Regions from separate parts of the Homo sapiens genome. Here all the other regions are linked to region 1. Evidence: chromatin loops called from intact Hi-C (ENCODE). Cell type or tissue: GM12878. All regions are shown on one strand. Links, peaks and the distances in the headings refer to the core of each region. The heading gives the core; the rest is flanking DNA.

Region 1 (4,056 bases), core at 879-3,378:
GCTGGGTAGCTTGCTGAAAGTCACACAGTTAGATGAGGCAAAGCCAGGACTCATATTTGGGCTGTTGAACACTGAGGCTTGTATTGTAGAACACTAGATTAAAGAAAATAACCAAAATTACCAAAGGCATGGCTAAAAAGGAAAAAACAAACAAACAAAAATCAAGTAGAGGGCAAAGAATAAAGAAGAGAAAGAGGAAGAGCAAGCATACGTAACAGGCACTATACTCAGAGCTTTTTAAACATTGTTTCAAACATTGTCTCTTTACAACCCTAGGGAGGGGTATTGATGATCCTGTTTAAAAGAGATCTATTGGTCACAAAGTTTATAAATGTTGATGTTGGAATTCAAAGCTAGGTTCTTCTGTTTGTAAATGATATACTTAAACATATATTGTGTATTTTCTAGATACCTGGCATAGTACTTGGTTTTCTACTTGACATCCAGAAAATACATTTCACAGCCTCTCAACTCAAGGAGCTTAGAATCCAATGGGGATGATAAACATTGGCTGTCATAGACAAACAAATAGAGCACACTAAACTCATGGTAAAGATAATAACACCTGCCGGGCTTGGTGGCTTATGTCTGTACTCGCAGCACTTTGGGAGGAAGAGGCTGGTGGATCACCTGAGGTCAGGAGTTCGAGACCAGCCTGGCCAACATGGTGAAACCCCGTCTCTACTAAAAATACAAAATTAGCTAGGTATGGTGGCACATACCTGTAATCCCAGCTACAAAGGAGGCTGAGGCAGGAGAATCACCTGAGCCCGGGAAGTGGAGGTTGCAGTAAGCTGAGATTGGGCCACTGCACTCCAGCCTGGGCGACAGAACAAGACTTCATTTCAAAAAAGGTTAATAACACCTAGGTGTCCTAGAATGAAAAAATAAATCTCCTAGAACTAAAATGGAAAATGCCGTGGTGTAATTTGAACTTACCCTGGCCTGAGAGGCACAAGCTTGGCACACTGTGCACAACAACTATTTGTTAACTGCATAAGCGATAAGAGCTGATTAAGTGAAAAGACATGATATTCTTTATCTGTTACCTTTCTTTCTCACATGGGGCCTTGTAGAGCTGACCGTTTAAGCTTTCTCCTTCAAGCCTAGGAAGAGGGCAGGGTGCAGAATGTGTCATTGGAAGAAACAAATGGGTGCAAGCTGACTGCCTTGCTTGTGACTGTCACGTTCACCACAAATAAAATAGCAGAAGGTTTCTGAAGGCAGGGACCATGTATGTATCCCAGTGCCCACAACAGTGAGTGGGGCCTGGCAAGACTCAATAATAAAAAAAGTGCTGAATGAGAGAATAAATAAATGAGAAAGAAAAATATTATTTCAGGGAAGACATAGAGAAATCAGAGAAGAGGAAAAAAAAAACCCACAACCAGGACCCATACCATCATGTTATCCTTTTTTTTTTTTTTTTGAGGCCTTTCCTGTCCTCTCTCATCATTATTTCCCTTTTTGTATACCCACAAAGGATCGAGTTATCTATACTTCCTTACTAACATTATTTTTTATGAGTCTGAATTTATTATGAAGAGAAAAGTTATCTGGGGGAAGGATGGTATTGTATTCATTTTTATATCTCCAGTGCCTAACCTATCATCTAGCCCATAGCAGATAACATGGTTGCTATAGCTTGAAAATGTCACCAAAAGTTCACGTGTTGAAAACTTAATTGCCGTGTAACAGTATTAAGAGGTGGGACATTTAGGGGTGATTTTGTGAGGGCTCTGCCCTCACGAATGGATTAATGTTGTTATCATGGGAGTGGGTTAGTTATTGGGAGAGTTGGCTCCTGGTAAAAAGATAAGTTTGTCTCCCATTTGCTCTCACTCTCTCTCTCTCTCACACACACACATACACATACACATACACATGCTCTCTTGCCCTTCCACCATGGGATGACCCTCCCCAGATGCTGGTGCCATGGTCTTGGATTTCCCAGTCTTCAGAACTGAGAAATAAATTTCATTTAAATAGTGTTACCCAGTCCGTGGTATTCTCTTATAGCAACACAAAACAGACTAGGAAAATGGTGAAATGGTACCTGTTTATTATGATTGCTTGGGTCATAACATTCACTGAGCAGACAAGCCTTGCTTTCCTGTGACTGACTTCTGGTCACTCTTTTCTTTCCTAGCCCAGCCTTGTGTTTGCTGTCTGGTTCACATTTTAGACTTTTCTACTCCTTGTATTACGGACTTCCTTCATTTCACAAAGCTTAACTTCATTCTCCGTAAATGTGTGCATTGCCTCCTTGTGTCTCCTTGAGTGAAACTCCCCACTAACCTCTGTTTTGGGCTTTCTCCCCACTCCTGTGAGGCTCTGCTGCCCTCTAGGGGGCCTTGTTCATCACACACTTCTCAGGGCCCAGTTGGATCTGCACTTGGCAATACAGTCCTAGTGTAGGAGTGTCATGACAGTGCTGCAAAGCCTCAGTGCTCCTTTTCCTGCTCCTACAGTCCCCAGTATAAAATGTGTGGCTATATAATGCAGTTGATTTAGGAACATTAAACTTGGGCATAAGCAAGCAAGAAGTCTGTCAAGAACTGAAACTCATTACAAGAGGAGGCTGGAAGAGGCTACCACAGGGTCTCAGTGCTCTTGGTACCAACGAAATCCTTGGCTATGAGTATCACACCTGCATCTTGATAGTTTGCACATTATATTAAGGTTTGCACTATAGAATCCGGTAGCCAACTAATGAGAATGTTCTATTTGACGAATGAACATTGATTTACATCTTTGCCTGGGCCTTTGGGAGACAAAAAACTTCCTCAAAGAGATGGGACCTGAAATTGCTTTTTGCTAAACCCTCAACCAACATCTGGTTTCCATACCCAATGATGACTCTTAACTCTATCTAACCTGACTCATCTGCAACTGGAACTATTGACTACTTCTTCATCTTTGAAACACATTTTTCCTGTCATGCTATCACTTGTATCTGGGTCTCAGTTCTTGGACTTTCTTTATTTATCTAGTCTCTGGGCTCTGTTCTTGGTTCTTCCAAATTGTGCTTACAAACAAACCCCAAACTCTCCTAATTATTGGTCCAATTTTCTTGCAGTTTCCTGGACTTGTTCACTTAGATGTCTCTTAGAAATTTTAAATTTAATAGTTCCAAAAACAAACACATATTTCTTCAAACCTATTCTCTTTTACCTTACCCACCCCAATCCAAATTATTTCTAATTTAGTCCTATTATTATCAAATGCAGTTGGCCCCCCCTCCCCCACCCTTTGATTCTCTAGTCTGAACCTTTCTTTGAGCTCATAGGACATAATATAAACATGTCCAAACTTAGTTATCAATTTTACCCTTCAAACCTCTTCTCCTTGAGGTTGAATTACACAGGTCCAAATCCTCCATTCACAAAGGTAAAATCTAGCACCCATCTTTAAGTATTCTCTTTTCTTTATACGCAACATTCAATCAGTTATTAAGTTTCATCATTATACATTCTAGTTGAAACCATCGTGATTTCTCACCTATCCTGTTGCAATGGACATCTGATTTCCCTCTTCTCTTCTTGTCACTCTAAATTTTATTCTATCTACAGAAACCAGAAAGATATCTTGAACATATTAATCTTATGATGTAACTCCTCTTCTCAAAGCTTCCGAAGCTTCCTATCACATTCAGGACAATATACAAAATATATATTTTGTATATTGTCTGATCCCCAATCCTCACCTAGTCTGATCCCCAAATACCAGTCCACATTTTTCTGTTGTCATTCTCTCCTTTTCTCATTTTACTTTAATCACAATGGAGTTTTTGCTAGTCTCCTAAAATGAAAATCTGTTTCCTGCCTTAAGATCTTTTTGGTTGTTGCTGTCTTTGCTTGGGATACATACCTCCACCTCCCAGAACTCTGTGTGTCTTATTTTCTCGCTTCATTCTTCCTTCTCTTTAACTTATTCAGAAGGCTGTTCATGACACTGTATCTAAACATATCTAAAATTAGTCCCAAATCAATTTCACTGTAATACCTCATCTTGCTTCTCTTTTTTTAATGACAATTAATACTATGTATTTGTTTA
Region 2 (3,277 bases), core at 778-3,277, 190 kb before region 1:
CTCCTCTGGAAAAGACAATATCTTGATTATGCCGGATTGTCTCCAGGAAGGAGATGGAAACATCTCATCTTTGATATCCTGGTCAGCAAATAAATCTGTCCTCTGACCTGTAAGGAGAGACCATTTCTAGCTTCCAAGAAGCTCTTTGCTATGGGAACAACCTTGAAAAAACAGCCTAACACAAGATCTATAGAAATGCCATGGAGAAATGCCTCTCCAAAGTCCTATTTTTTTTAACTTTTAAATTTTTTTTTTACTGTAAATATTTTTTAATGTTTTAGAAAGGGTTACTATTATGAGCACATGACATTCATTATGGTGGGAAAAACAGAAAGTTGGCTACGTAGTGACTTGAGTTTCTTCCTGCCTCATAAATGTCAGCTAACCTAGGAAAGTTTCTGACACTAGTTAGATGTAGCAACTTCTCTGAGCCGTTTCCATTAAATGACAGCTCAAGACATACTCTGTCTAAACTTGAATCTACTTTAAATTATATGATTTAGTTATTCCATGTAGCAGGGGCAAAAACCCAAACCTACAATTGAATGAATAATTGAAATTACTTAATTTAAAGGAAATTTCCCAGTCATAATATTAACAGTATATAGTTTAATTACTTGAGTCAAGTGATCCAATACATTATGCGCAGAAAGACCTTTATAAATATATTTTAAAATAAAGTTCAAGTAGTTTGACTCTATGCACATGTTAATTCCACAGAATATTTCTGGAACAAAAACAGAACTTGCAGTTTTGAAGATAAATGTTAAAAAAGTGTGATAAAAATTACTGGATAGTTAAACATAAGAGGCAAGGAAACTATAAAGTTCAAGAATATGTAGCTTATTTTCTCCATTCAAATCCAGTATGATGTCCTCAATTTGTAAGATGTTATGCAAAGAATATTGTCTCAAAATTACATTAGAGAAATAACTTTAGCGTTAGAAGACCTAACTTTGGCAGCTGCTTACTAAATGTATTATCTTGCGTAAATTCTCTGAGGTTTAGATATTCTCATAATAAAACAAAGATAATTCTTGGCTGGGAGCGGTGGCTCACGCCTGTAATCCCAGCACTTTGGGAGGCCGAGATGGGCAGATCACGAGGTCAGGAGATCCAGACCATCCTGGCTAACACGGTGAAACCCCGTCTCTACTAAAAATACAAAAAATTTAGCCGGGCGTGGTGGCGGGCCCTTGTAGTCCCAGCTATTCGGGAGGCTGAGGCAAGAGAATGGCTTGAACCTGAGAGGCGGAGCTTGCAATGAGCCGAGATGGCGCCACTGCACTCCAGCCTGGGGGACAGAGTGAGACTCCGTCTCAAAAAAAAAACAAAAAAAAAACAAAAAAAAAAACCCAAAGATAATTCTCACCTTAAAGAGCTGTTGTCAGGATCACATGTGATGATATATGTGAAACTATTTTGTAAACTGTAAGATTTATAATAGAAATGTAAAGGTTTATTACTACTAAACTGAGTGGTAGTGACTTTAATACGCAGAATATGATAAAGGCTGTGAGTTTTAAATACAGTGTGAGGAGAGCATGAAGAAGGGAACCATTAATTCTTCTAAAGGCAAGGAAGAGATTTGAATCTGAGGAGGAGAGGTTATAGCTAGTCTGTGATGGTGCAGATGTTTTGCTTTTAGAGTAAGAGCAAGAGTGAGAACTAGAGCTAGTGAGCAAGAGAGAGAAGGAGAAGATGAAAGAGAGACAGAGAGAGACAGAAAAAGAGAAACTGACTTAGGTAGGGTGACTTAGCAGAGGGAAAAATTTGGCAAAGAGATGAAAGTTTCTATTTTGTTTGCATAAAGTTTCAATGTGACAAAACAGTGAAATTTAGCTTAGGGGTAGCAATTTTTCTACTAGTTTATCACTGATGTCTGAAATTTCACTTTTATGATGAATTCCTTTGGGTCATTGAGAAAGCCCTCCCTGTTATACCAAGAATGCTTAGTCATTCCTTCTTCTGTACAACAGCTACACAGCGTACCTGCTTTCATCACCATATTGACTGCATGCTTCATTTAATTTATTTATTTGTCTGCCTTCCTTAGCATCTTTATAGGTGGTGGGCATGGCAGGAAGGTCCTGTAATTGACACTATTCAGGTTTAGAATAGGCTTCAATAAATATTTATTGAATGTAATTGCCTGTGGTTAAAATACAAACACTTCTGAGAACTGTAACAAAATACGCGTCATCAAAGTTAGCTAAGATTATTTTTCCCACAAAAATCCCTTAGGGATACTAGAAAAAGTGGTAAAAGATTTGAATTTATACAAAGCCCAGAGAGAACATCACAGTAGGAGGGCCCTGGGCCCTGAAGTGTGGGAGGTTTCCAGAGATTAAGAAAAAAGGAAAGGAGAAACATAGAAAAATAAAAAACCTTCATCCTCTTCATATTTTTTCTAAGAATCTGCTCTCCCAACCTTCAAGAAATTCATAGTTCTTTTGAGAAGAAAAGAGTAGCAAGCAGAAAACAATAAACAAGGAAGAACTTTATATCCGGGTTTTCCAAATTCAGACCATGTGAAGTTGATTTATGGAGTGGAGGAAGCAAAATGCATCAAAGACACATATTAATCAGTAGTATGTCTTCTATTCATGCATGACTTTCTCATATGTGCATATTAATAGACCCTGTTGCGATTAATAAAATACAAGTTATATAAGATAATTCAGAGCTATTTAATCAAAATATATGTTATTTAGCAACTAACTATAAAGGTAGTACTACCAAGTTGGGGAAAATGGAAGTTGTCATTGATAAACAATTTTTGTTTGAATAATTTAAAATGAAAATGTGGGAAGGACTACTGCACACCAGCTTTGAAAGACTGCTTTTGGCATTTCCTACCTCTGAGTCGTGAAAACTGATGTCAGGCCACACTCTACCATTAACTAGCTGGTCATTTGGGGAAAACCACTTTTTCTCACCAAGTCTTTGACTTAATTTTTCTGTGCTAGTAAAATGTGGATTAGAATAATCAAGAAAGAATATTTTATAATTGTGAAAAGTATTTGAATGAGATTCAGGCATGATAATTCCCCCGTATAAAGATTCACCAAAATTCCAGCGATGTGAAATTTGGTTATTTGAATTTCAGAAGAAAGGAGAGAAAACTGCTTTTATCAAACACCTGCTATTTCAGATATTTTGAATTACCTTAAAAATATAATCCTCATAGGCTGGGCGCAGCGGGTCATGCCTGTAATCCCAGCACTTTGGGAGGCTGAGGTGGGTGGATCACCTGAGGTCAGGAGATGGAGACCAT
Region 3 (3,277 bases), core at 778-3,277, 530 kb before region 1:
TGACCCCGGTCTGTTACTTGTTTTACAATACAACAAGGCTATTTGGTAGGTATTATTATCCTAATTTAAGAGACCAGAAAAATGAAGTTCTGACTGGCAAAATGACTTTCTCAAAGTCACACAGTTCAGAAGTGGCAGAGTTGAGATTAGAAGACAGATCTATCCTCCATGATTGTTACAACAGCCACAATCTGGATGTAACAAGTCATATTAATGGTGGTGGTCATTGCTAATTTCTCCCATCACCCATACCTACCCTGCTGGCAAGGCCTGGTTTGTACCCTGACAACCATGTGTTTTGGGGAGGATCCTTCCTCAATCCTTTTTACTGATGGGCCTTATTACCTGCATACTGATTGGCTTAAGAATGGGTGGGGACAAATTTGAGCCTCTCTTGATGTGCAATAAGGCCAGGTGGCAGAGACCAGGGCAACAAGAGGTACAACCCTCAGGGCACTACTGGAAATGTTATTAGAAATAGTACTGAGCAGTGAAGGACGGCAGGGCTTCTGTGGGAAACAAGACAGATATGGATGTGGCAACCTCTGGAAAGTTGTGGAGACACAACATCCAGGAATTTCTGAAAGTGAAATTGACAATCAAAGCAAATTAGTAACCAATAATAGATCGACCTTAAAATCAAAGTACCAAACACACCCAGTTGCCTGTATTTTTTTTTTTTTACAAATTTTTTCAGTTATAAAATCTCTCTACAATGTTGAGTCTTGGTGATAATTTAATTGCCATTATTTTTCTTAAGAAGTATGTGGCTGGCTAGATCATGGGCTAGTACTCATCTATCTACTCATCTATCTAACCAGCTATACAGTGAGAGAAATGAGAAGCTTTAGCTTTTCTCTTCTATGGTTCTCAAACGTGCTGAGTAAACTAAGTGAGCAGTCTTACAGGTGGAGACTTAGTTCCTCAGATACTCTTTTTATTTTTAGTTCATTAGGTAATGTAGTGTGGAGTCAGATTGTTTACTTTTAGTCTCAGATCCACTGACTACTCATTGTAACCTTGGGCAAGTTTTCTGAATCTGTCTTGGTCACTACAATATGGTTTGCTATAAGGATTGAATGAGATCATCATGAAGGTAAAGCACCTATCACATAATAAGTGATCGATAGGTATCAGCTACTATTTTGATCATTGCCTTGCAGGGGTTCAGGATATGGAAATGTGTTAATCATACTCTTGTGGTGATTTAGATGCTTGTTAGATCTACTAAGGGGGATAAGACTCCAGGAGAGGAAAGTGAGTTACGAAAACATTACAAATCAAAGCTAATATTTGACTCTGCCAGTAAAGACAGCACCCAGTCATCCTAAAAGCTCCCTATCAGCTGTTGCGTGTTCCTAAGCTCCTGGCTCGGTTAAAAAAATGTCTTGAGTCTTAGAGAAGAAAAATGTTTCCAGTTGGGCTTTGGAGCCTTTGCATGAGGACAGTCTGAAGGCTTTTCCTTTCTCCTCCAGCCTCTGTTCCAAGTAAAATGTTAAGACTTTAACACTGGCCACTTGGGAGGTCTGGGCTTGTGCATCAGAGATAGAGATCCTTGTACTTTCAGCCATCCTTCCACCATATCCACCACCTCCCAATGGGGTAGCCCTTGTCTTCAGCTAATATTTCGGCAATGTGCAATCTCCATATAGAAAAAAGCAGCAGGGAAAAAAAGCAGCTTTGATTTCTGCACCTGAGCTGTCCACTGAATGCCAGCTTCCTTTGCCTACTTGGTAGCTAACAGAATTCTGGCAACAACAATAGCTAGCTTGTTTTGCAGCAATCCAAACTTTTATTGTCTAAACAGGCAGAGTATGGTAGAAAGTATGCTACATAGAGGACTTCAAAGACAAGCGCTCCAGGCTGTCCACCCTTGCAATGATTACTTTAACATCCTGAACCTCAGTTGTCTCACCTGGTAACAGTAGAATGAGACAACCTATTTCAACAGGTTATAATGAGGACTTATATTCTCAATAATGTAAGTCAGAATATCTGCCTAAAGAATCTACTCAGATGCCTGTGGAATCTAATGAAAATGATTGAAGACTTGAAATAAAGATAATTTTTGCTTGTGGTGAAAGGAAACATCTTCTGATTAACTTCTTCCTGGGGGAACACAGGCCGGGGCACAGATGTTCTCTCCCAGCTAAAGATCCATCTTGCTTCCTAACAGACCTTGATAAGTCCATGGTCACTTTCACCTCCACCTTCCTGAGATGCCACAAGGGGGAGCACTAATACTTATAGATGACCTATCAATGTGCACTTTAGTCCATTTTTGCCCCATCAGCTATTTCCTGGTGTAAAAATGTTTTCTTCCTTAAAAGCAGGTAGATTCAAGCAGAATAAAGAGAAACTTAAACTCAGCAAAGAAAACACCATAGTTTTGGCCTAGTTCTGACACTGACTTGCTTAAGTCCCCTAACCCCTTTGAGGACTCACTTTTCTTTATTTGCAAAATTTATTCAAAACTTGCTGGGCACGAATCTGGGTAATAATGATTCAGAAATGAAGAGATTTAATCCTGCCTTCAAAGAACCCACAGCAGGATGGATTAAGCAGACTTGCAAACCAACAGTTACAAAGCAAAATGATAAATGTTAATAGGGAAAGATCAGACACTTGGAAGAAGGTGCCCCTAGGGTTTCTTAAGAGTCATAAAAAGCTTCACAGACAAGGCAAAGCTTAACTTCGAATTTGAAGGAGGAGCAGCAGCTTGGTAGGTGAGAAAATGAAGATAAGCACTGCAAGCAGAGAGGATGAAATACACAACCATGGACATGAGAGAGGAAAGGTCAGTTTACTCAGAATACATTTAGGGGTAGGATCAGAATTCTTATCCATTGGTCTGTGAATACTTCATGTATGATATTGTACCTATGTGCATAAATGTACTTTTCAGTGGAGAAAATCCATTTAGTGATCTCATCATATTCTCAAATTAGTTGGTAATAAAGGATATATAATATATAGACACATACACACACACACACACAAACGCAAAGAGAGAGAGAGAGAGGAGTTATATAATTTCTAAGGTCGTATAATCCACTTCTTCATTATATTTATTCACAATTTTAAAAATGTGCATATAAAGCTACTATTCATGGGTCTCAAGGACATCTGTCTCTAGTTCTTTTCTTATTATGCTATGATTCATATTTTGCTGATTAACTATTACGTACCCTAGTCTTACACTGGCTTCTTTATAACTCCCTTGAAATCTGCATTTGTTTTAAGACCCCTGCTTTCAACAGCCTTGGACAATTTCAGC

The links. Peaks named below come from ENCODE experiments on the same cell type or tissue, not always from the same donor. Only the 100,000 strongest peaks of a DNase experiment are listed, where the experiment ranks them.
Region 2: a loop joins it to region 1, with 3.0 times the contacts of the local background. A loop is called at or near these places in 2 of 110 quality-filtered maps.
Region 3: a loop joins it to region 1, with 9 times the contacts of the local background. A loop is called at or near these places in 41 of 110 quality-filtered maps.

Annotation. Positions count from the first base shown.
Region 1 is chr11:88,542,221-88,546,276 of GRCh38, forward strand. The region is part of intron 8 of GRM5 (glutamate metabotropic receptor 5); the gene reads right to left. Among named protein-coding and RNA genes, the nearest start is that of GRM5-AS1, 40 kb to the left of the region's middle. In GM12878, for the core only: a CTCF peak has its summit at 2,314 (motif pointing left); a DNase peak (open chromatin) is centred at 2,331; H3K27ac peaks cover 634 bases.
Region 2 is chr11:88,355,706-88,358,982 of GRCh38, forward strand. The region is part of intron 1 of LOC101929174 (a long non-coding RNA gene); the gene reads left to right. Among named protein-coding and RNA genes, the nearest start is that of CTSC, 20 kb to the left of the region's middle. RefSeq lists a cis regulatory region at 1,843-2,048. In GM12878, for the core only: no CTCF peak of the experiment used is centred there; a DNase peak (open chromatin) is centred at 1,736; H3K4me3 peaks cover 1,047 bases; H3K27ac peaks cover 2,320 bases.
Region 3 is chr11:88,014,383-88,017,659 of GRCh38, forward strand. It overlaps a transcript of RAB38 not described here. Among named protein-coding and RNA genes, the nearest start is that of RAB38, 160 kb to the right of the region's middle. In GM12878, for the core only: a CTCF peak has its summit at 2,228 (motif pointing right); a DNase peak (open chromatin) is centred at 2,269.